Linked DNA regions of Homo sapiens: all the other regions are linked to region 2. A link is an interaction called in ENCODE POLR2A ChIA-PET data of the cell type or tissue named here. Cell type or tissue: OCI-LY7. All regions are shown on one strand.

Region 1 (2,500 bases), 1.6 Mb before region 2:
ATACTCAGTATTTATTTCTGATTTTCTTCATTTATTCTGCTCCAGTCATACTGTTGGCCTTGCTATTCCTCCCTCAAATACACCATTCCTGCTTCAGCCTCTTTGTATTTGTCTTTTCCTTTGCTTGGAAGTCTCTTTCCCCCAGATATGAATAGGGCTTCCTGCCTCTGCCTCTTTTAAATCTTTGTTCTAATCTTCACCTTCTTGGTGAGGCCTAATCGCTGTATTTAAAATAAACTACTCCATAGCTCTCTTCCCTAATTTATTTTTCTACAAAGTACATACCATCTTTCAATGTATTATAATTTATTTTGTTTATCATCTATAGGTAACAGATAAGCTTTGCTTATGATTATGAAAGTTAATTCTCAATCAGTTTCACATGGCAAAACACATAAACCTGTGTTGAAATAAGTAGTTGGTAATCTTTTAGGCTGCTTAAAGTGGACATTAGTATTTATCAAAGATGAGAAATGTTTTCTGATTTTCCATGAGAGACCAATCTTTTTTATTTTTGTTTTGAAATGGAGTCTCGCTCTGTCACCCAGGTTGGAGTGCAGTGGCGCGGTCCCAGCTCACTGCAACCTCTGCCTCCCAGGTTTAAGCAATTCTCCTGCCTCAGTCTCCCGAGTAGCTGGGACTACGGGCGCCTACCACCATTCCTGGCTAATTTTTGTATTTTTAATAGAGACGGGCTTTCACCATGTTGGCCAGTCTGGCCTCGAACTCCTGACCTTGTGATCCGCCCGCCTCAGCCTCCCAAAGTGCTGGGATTACAGATGTGAGCCACCGCGCCCAGGAGAGGCCAGTTATCTTAAAGGAATATCCATAAAAATTAGCTGTTAACTGGTATTTTTGCCTTCACCTTTGAAGTCCAGCCTATCAACAAGCAAGTTTTGGCAGCTCCAAATAAAGGGGAATATGTTATGGAAAAATTTGAAGTGAATGGAATGGGTATATTGGCATAAACGAAAATTAAATATATCTGGTTAACTCTGCAGAATGAATTACACATTTAAAAACCATAAAATATAACTTAAATACCAAGAATATAGAGTTTTACTTTTTTTTTTTTTTTAGACGGAGTCTTACTCTGTCGTTCAGGTTGGAGTGCAGTGGCGCGACCTCGGCTCACTGCAACATCTGCCTCCCAGGTTCAAGCAATTCTCCTGCCTCACCTTCCAGAGTAGCTGGGATTACAGGTGCGCACCACCACACCTGGCTAATTTTGTTTGTTTGTTTGTTTGTTTTCTTTTGAGACAGAGTCTCACTGTGTCACCCAGGCTAGAGTGCAGTGGCGCGATCTCGGCTCACTGCAACCTCGGCCTCCCGAGTTCAAGTGATCTCCTGCCTTTGCCTCTTGAGTAGCTGGGATTACAGGCACCCGCCACCACACCCAGCTAGTTTTTGTATTTTAGTAGAGACGGGGTTTCACCATGTTGGCCGGGCTGGTCTCCAACTCCTGACCTCAAGTGATCGGTCTGCCTCGGCCTCCCAAAGTGCTGGGATTACAGGGGTGAGCCACTGTGCCCAGCTAATTTTTTTTTTTTTTGAAACTGAGTCTTGCTCTGTCGCCAAGGTGGAGTGCAGTGGCGCAGTCTTGGCTCACTGCAACCCCTGCCACCCAGGTTCAAGCAATTCCCCTGCCTCAGCCTCCTGAGTAGCTGGGACTACAGGCGCACACTACCATGCCTGGATAACTTTTTGTATTAGATACGGGGTTTCGCCGTGTTGGCCAGGATGGTCTTGATCTCCTGACCTTGTGATCTGCCTGCCTTGGCCTCCCAAAGTGCTGGGATTACAGGCATGAGCCACCTCACCCAGCCCAGTGTTTATATTTTTAGTGGAGACAGGGGTTTCACCATTTTGGCCAGGCTGGTCTCGAACTCCTGACCTCCAGTGATCTGCCCGCCTTGGCCTCCCAAAGTGCTGGGATTACAGGTGTGAGCCACCGCCCCTGACCGAGAGTTTTAGTTTTTAAGCATTATTTATATCTAATATTATTGGGGGAAAAGTGGTTTTAAAAATGAGTTCATGGCCCAGTCTTGTAACCATTGTGAGGCTAGGCACTGGGCCATTGCTAGAATATAGTATGCGGCATGAGATAGCATAATAAATTTGTTTATTGAAGTCCTCAGAGTTTGTTTACTGATTTATTCATTAATCAGTTTATTCAACAGGTATGAAAACCAACTATCCTAAGAAAGCACTGAGATAGGCTATTATAATGATAATAGAAGAGCTTCTGTAAGTAGGACAGTAGCCCTTTCTGTTTTAAAAAGAGATACCACCCCCAGTTTTTGGTTTTGGTCAAAAAGTTTTACAGAAAGTTTATTTTAAAACTCAACACATTTACAGTCTTGCAATCTTGTGTTTTTCATTGTTAATATGTACTGATAACCTACCTACTGTTTAAAACATTTCTAATACCTCATTTGCCAAGTATATTAAATCCTCCTAAGGGCTGGGCGCAGTGGCTTATACCTGTAATCCCAGCACT
Region 2 (2,500 bases):
CCCAGACTCCTGAAAGAATTCCAGGGATTTTTCTTGCTTGGAAGTAACTGGACCTCCAGCCCTGAATTCCTCTCCCCAGGAGAGCTTGTTCCCCTGCTCAGAACAAATAACACATTTCCTGGTTAATCAGAGGGCAGAATCGCTGAAGGAAAGTTTGACTGGGCCCCCAGCCTTCCAGACGGGAGCCGCTCATGGGCTTGGATGTTCTGCTCCAGACACTGGGCAGCTGGGACCCCAGCACTGCGCAGCCTCAGCCTCCAGTTTGGAAGGTGCAGGCCGTACAGAGAGGTGCCGACTCCCTCCTGTGTGAGGTTGTTAAGGCCCGCAAAGGCTGCCAGAACCATTCCACCTTAGGTGCCATGACCTGGCGTCCCCTCAAGAATTCACAACCACCCTGCCCTGGTCTGCCGGTGCCTGTCTCCTCCAAGTGGGTATGACATGCTGGCTGGTGGTGATAGCCATGGTATGGATGTTCCTGCAAAGGTAAGGTGAGCTGGCCTGTATTTCAGAGTGTGCTGGAAAGGGCCCTCCCACAAACATGTGGTGAACATTTACGTCTTCTGTGAGCGGAGCACAGTTCTGAGCTCATTTCCGTCTTCTGTGAATGCAGCACAGTTCTGAGCTTCATTTGGCTTCTACTTTCTTATCTGAAAGTTGAGATAATGATGTTCTTTTTGCCATTTTTCTCTTCAGGACAAACTAGCTAGCCAGCCCTGTTTACCCTGTCATGGGGCTAGGGGCAGGTGTCAATTACTACTCCTCCATTTACCAACTGATATTTCATTTATTGTTTGTTTGTTTGTTTGAGACAGGGTCTCACTCTGTCACCCAGGCTGGAGTGCAGTGGCACAATCTCGGCTCACTGCAGCATCCACCTCCTGGGTTCAAGCAATCCTCCAGCTTCAGCCCCCCAAGTAGCTGGGACTGTAGGTGCACGCCACCAAGCCTGGCTAATTTGTATTTTTTGTAGAGACGGGGTTTTGCCATTTTGCCCAGGCTGGTCTTGAACCCCTGGACTCAAGTGATCCTCCCGTCTCGGCCTCCTAAAGTGTTGGGATTATAGGTGTGAGCCACCACATCCAGCCTTGGTATTTCTTGAGCACTCAGAAGGTACCAGGCACTGTGCCAAGTCATCTTATAGTCACTTCCTTGTTTAATGAGAAGCGCTATTGATGAAGGAAGTGCTATTATTTCCCCACATAGCAGATGAGGAAATGAAGGCTCGGGGAAGTAAATGACTCATCCACAGTCACAAGCCAGTAGGTGGCTGCGCTGGGATTCACTCCTGGTTTGTCTGGTCCCAGATGCTAAACCAATGCCAGCTTCCAGGGGAAGGGAGACCACCGACAGCTGCATTTTTCTCAGAGCTGGAAGCATGCACAGCTGTTTGTGGTGTGGTGGGGGTGCTAATGGCTGCATGGGACTGTGGTCACAGGTCAGCCCCCACCAAGCATCCCCCATTCTCCTCAGGCCTGTTTACCAGCTAGGGGTCCGCTCTGAGTCAGGGCGGTGAATCTGATTCGCACCCACAGAGAAGAAGGAAGGAAGTCACAGCCACACTCACCCCACCTCCATCAAGTAGTCTGCAGTTGCTGAATAGAGCTCATCTCAACTCGTAGCTTTTCTCTTTGGGAAAGAGAAATGACATACATACAATGTCTATTTAGCTCTGTGTGGTAGAGGTGTTGCCATTCCCATTTCACAAGCCCAGAGGGGTAGTCGCTTGCTCAAGGCCACACAGCTGGGAGTTGAGCCAGGATTCAACTAAAAAGTCTGAACAACTCCAAAGTCCATGCTGTTTTCCCTGCAGCACACTGCACTCACACCAGGGTGTCCTGCAATGATGGGAAATGGGCAGCTCTTTCAAATCACTTAGTTCACTTCGCTTCCCTTCATTTCCAGTCTCTGGTGCATGGGTGGGCTGATCTGAAAGCTCCGTGCCATTCACTATAAGCTGAGATGTCATTTCCTATTTACCTGCATAAATTCCTTCAGTCCCTGGCTGGGGGTGGAGGGGTGGAGGAATCTTCTAAACCCCCGGGGGAGCCTGAAGCATAACTTCTCCTCAAGCACAGTCTCTGAAGACCTGAGCAGGACAACAGTGTGAGCAGCTGGAAGACCTCCTCCCTGTAATTCCTCCCAGTGAGACCAAGGGGACTTCATATGCTCTGCTGGAGGTGGAGAGAGTTACCCAGATGGGGAGAGCTCATGTACCTGGATTATTCTTTCAAAATCCCCAGGAAGAAAACCCTGTGGGCTGGGGGATTGTGCAGGCCTATCTAGGCTTCTAGAATGGCTGTGCAGGAATTTGAGGACAAAAAAGGACAAGAAGCAGCTTCCCTTGGCTGTCGCTGGCATCTTCCAGCCTGTGCCCACCTTGGCTTTGAGCTGGGTCATAGTAACACTCCTCACACCCTGAGGGATGAGGGATGCAGGGGCAGAGAGGAAGGTCTACAGTAGGGTCTTTCCTAAAACAAGCTCTCCCCAGGGAGGCCTGCAA
Region 3 (2,500 bases), 250 kb after region 2:
CAACAGAGCGAGACTCTGTCTAAAAAAAATCATAATCATAGTAATTAAACTGGCAGAACTGATATTTTAACCAACAGGGACACTACAACGATACCCTGGATATGTTAAATTTGATATAAGTACTAGACAGACATCTAAATGTCAAGATGTCAAGAAAGCAATTGGAGACTGGGTGCAGTGGCTCATGCCTGTAATCCCAGCACTTTGGGAGGCAGAGGCGGGTGGATCACGAGGTCAGGAGTTCAAGACCAGACTGGCCAACATAGTGAAACCTTGTCTCTACTTTAAAAAATACAAAAATTAGCCGAGTGTGGTGGCGGGCACCTGTAGTCCCAGCTACTTGGGAGGCTGAGGCAGGAGAATTGTTTGAATCCAGGAGGTGGAGGTTGCAGTGAGCCAAGATCACACCACTGCACTCCAGCCTGGGTGACACAGCAAGACTCCGTCTCGAAAAACAAAAAACAAAAAACCAGAAAGCAATTGTAGAAATAAGCCTGGGGTTCAGTCAGGGAGATCTGGGCTAGAAATGTAAAATTGAGGGTGGTCAGCATGTGGCTGGATGAGGTCACGAAGGGAGTAAATGTAGACAGAGAAGGGAGGAGGGCCAAGGTCCAAGTCCTGGGACACAGGGACATGAAGAGGCTGGGGGCATGAGCTGGCATCAACCAAGGCAACTGAGAAGGAGCAGTCAGAGAGGCAGGGGGAAACCTAGGGGTGTGCGAGGTCCTGGCAACCAAGTGAAGTAAATGTTTCTAGGAGGAGGGAGAGGCCAAGTCACAAAGGGATAGTAAATTGGCCATTTGAATTAGTAATGTGGAGTCACTGGGAATCTTGATCAACAGTTTTGGTGGAGTACAGGGAGAAAAAAGCCTGATTGACGTGGATTTAAGGGAGAGGACAAGAAGAGGAGTAGGTGACATTGAATCTGACAACTCTTTCAAGGAGTTTTGTAAAGAGGACAGAAATGAGACAGTGCTGAAAGAGAAAATGGGGTCAAGAGAGAGTTTTTCAAGATAGGCAGAATAACAGCATATTTGTAGGCTGATAACAATGTTGCTGCAGAAAGATGAAATATGTTAATGTAGGCAAGAGGGGGAGAATTTCTGGAGCCATGTGCTTGAGTAGGAAGGAGGGGAAGAGATCTAGTGCACACAAGGAGGGATTGACTTTAGACAGGGGAATGCTCAGTTCATCCATGCAGCAAAAGGAAGAGCAGTGGAGGCACACCAGTACAGGCAGGTGGATAAATGTGATGGGAACTGGTGGAAATTTTCTTTTGATTGTTTCCATTTTCCCCATGACATTGCCACTGGTATTAATCTTCTAAAATGTAGCTAGCTCTGCTTATGCCCCTCTATGGAATCAAAGTCTTTGCTAGCTTCCTGTGGACTAGAAGGTTCAGATGTCTCAGCTCTTCACAAACATGGTCTCGATCTAACTCCTTTGGAGCCACTACCCTCAACAATTGCCTGTGTCCAGCTGTCCTGGACTTTGTGTTCACTGAACAGGCCAGGCTCCTTCCAGCCTCCGTGTCTTTGCATTTACATTCTCTTGGCCCGACCAGCCCTTCTCCCACTTTTCCACGGACAAACTCTTATTCCTCTTTCAAAATCCAACTGAAATGTCACTTCCTCTCTGAAGTGATCAATGCATCTTCCCCTTTGGTCTGTGAGCTCCCTCTTTGTGTTCCCAAGTAGTGCCTGACTGCCAGATGTTACCAGATGTTTGCTAACTCCATTGAATAAATTGTCCATAAATACTTCATTTATATTGATTTTTGTCTCCTCAATAGACAATACTTTATTTCAGATCTCTCTAGCACCTAGCATGGAGGCTTGTGCATGGAACAAAATCAATGCAGACAGAAAGACAGACGGGTAGATAGAGTCATTGAGGAGAAGAGCATAGAACCACTAAAGCTGCTGAATCTCCCTTGTGGGTTATTCAAGGTATTGTTTCTGAGGTTCCGTGTAGTCTGTGTGCTCCAGAAGACAGATCTACTAGGGTAACAGATGGGACCAGTGTGTTTAATGAAGCAACAATGAACAGAAATATCTTGAGGCCAGAAACTGGAAATCCAGCCAGACTCCACTGTGGCTGGGTACCCAGAGATGTTTACGCCCATGCAATCATGGAAACTCTGCCTCTGGGCTGCTGAGAAACAGGAAACCTCTGTGCTGAGGCCGGCGTGCTGCCCACAGCCCTTTATCTGGGTAAGTCTGCATGAAGCAGTGATGCTTTCTGTTTGAAAATTAGCTACTAGCACTCTCATATTCACTGATGGAGGTAGCAATTGTCATAATCCTTTAAAAATAGCTTTATTGCATCTCTTAGACGATGAAAGTAATGTAGGATCATTTTACTTCCCAAATATAGAAATGTATTAAGAGGAAAAGAAAGACACTCTAATGCCACTCCCAGAGAAAATCAGTTAAAATTTTGGTGTTCATCATTTTTGCCAAGCTCTTTTCTCCATGTACAGAGAAGTTTATAATTTCTC

What was found. Peaks named below come from ENCODE experiments on the same cell type or tissue, not always from the same donor. Only the 100,000 strongest peaks of a DNase experiment are listed, where the experiment ranks them.
Region 1: POLR2A ChIA-PET joins it to region 2 with 5 read pairs; 2 of 35 experiments call an interaction of 5 or more read pairs at or near these places.
Region 3: POLR2A ChIA-PET joins it to region 2 with 7 read pairs; 5 of 35 experiments call an interaction of 5 or more read pairs at or near these places.

What each region holds. Positions count from the first base shown.
Region 1 is chr14:73,063,892-73,066,391 of GRCh38, forward strand. All of the region lies in intron 1 of RBM25 (RNA binding motif protein 25), which reads left to right. Among named protein-coding and RNA genes, the nearest start is that of RBM25-AS1, 5.7 kb to the left of the region's middle. RefSeq lists enhancers at 1,057-1,557, 1,558-2,058. In OCI-LY7, no CTCF peak of the experiment used is centred here; no DNase peak of the experiment used is centred here.
Region 2 is chr14:74,617,020-74,619,519 of GRCh38, forward strand. No RefSeq gene overlaps it. Among named protein-coding and RNA genes, the nearest start is that of LTBP2, 6.0 kb to the left of the region's middle. RefSeq lists an enhancer at 510-1,709. In OCI-LY7, no CTCF peak of the experiment used is centred here; a DNase peak (open chromatin) is centred at 1,162.
Region 3 is chr14:74,865,809-74,868,308 of GRCh38, forward strand. All of the region lies in intron 2 of PROX2 (prospero homeobox 2), which reads right to left. Among named protein-coding and RNA genes, the nearest start is that of PROX2, 9.1 kb to the right of the region's middle. In OCI-LY7, no CTCF peak of the experiment used is centred here; no DNase peak of the experiment used is centred here.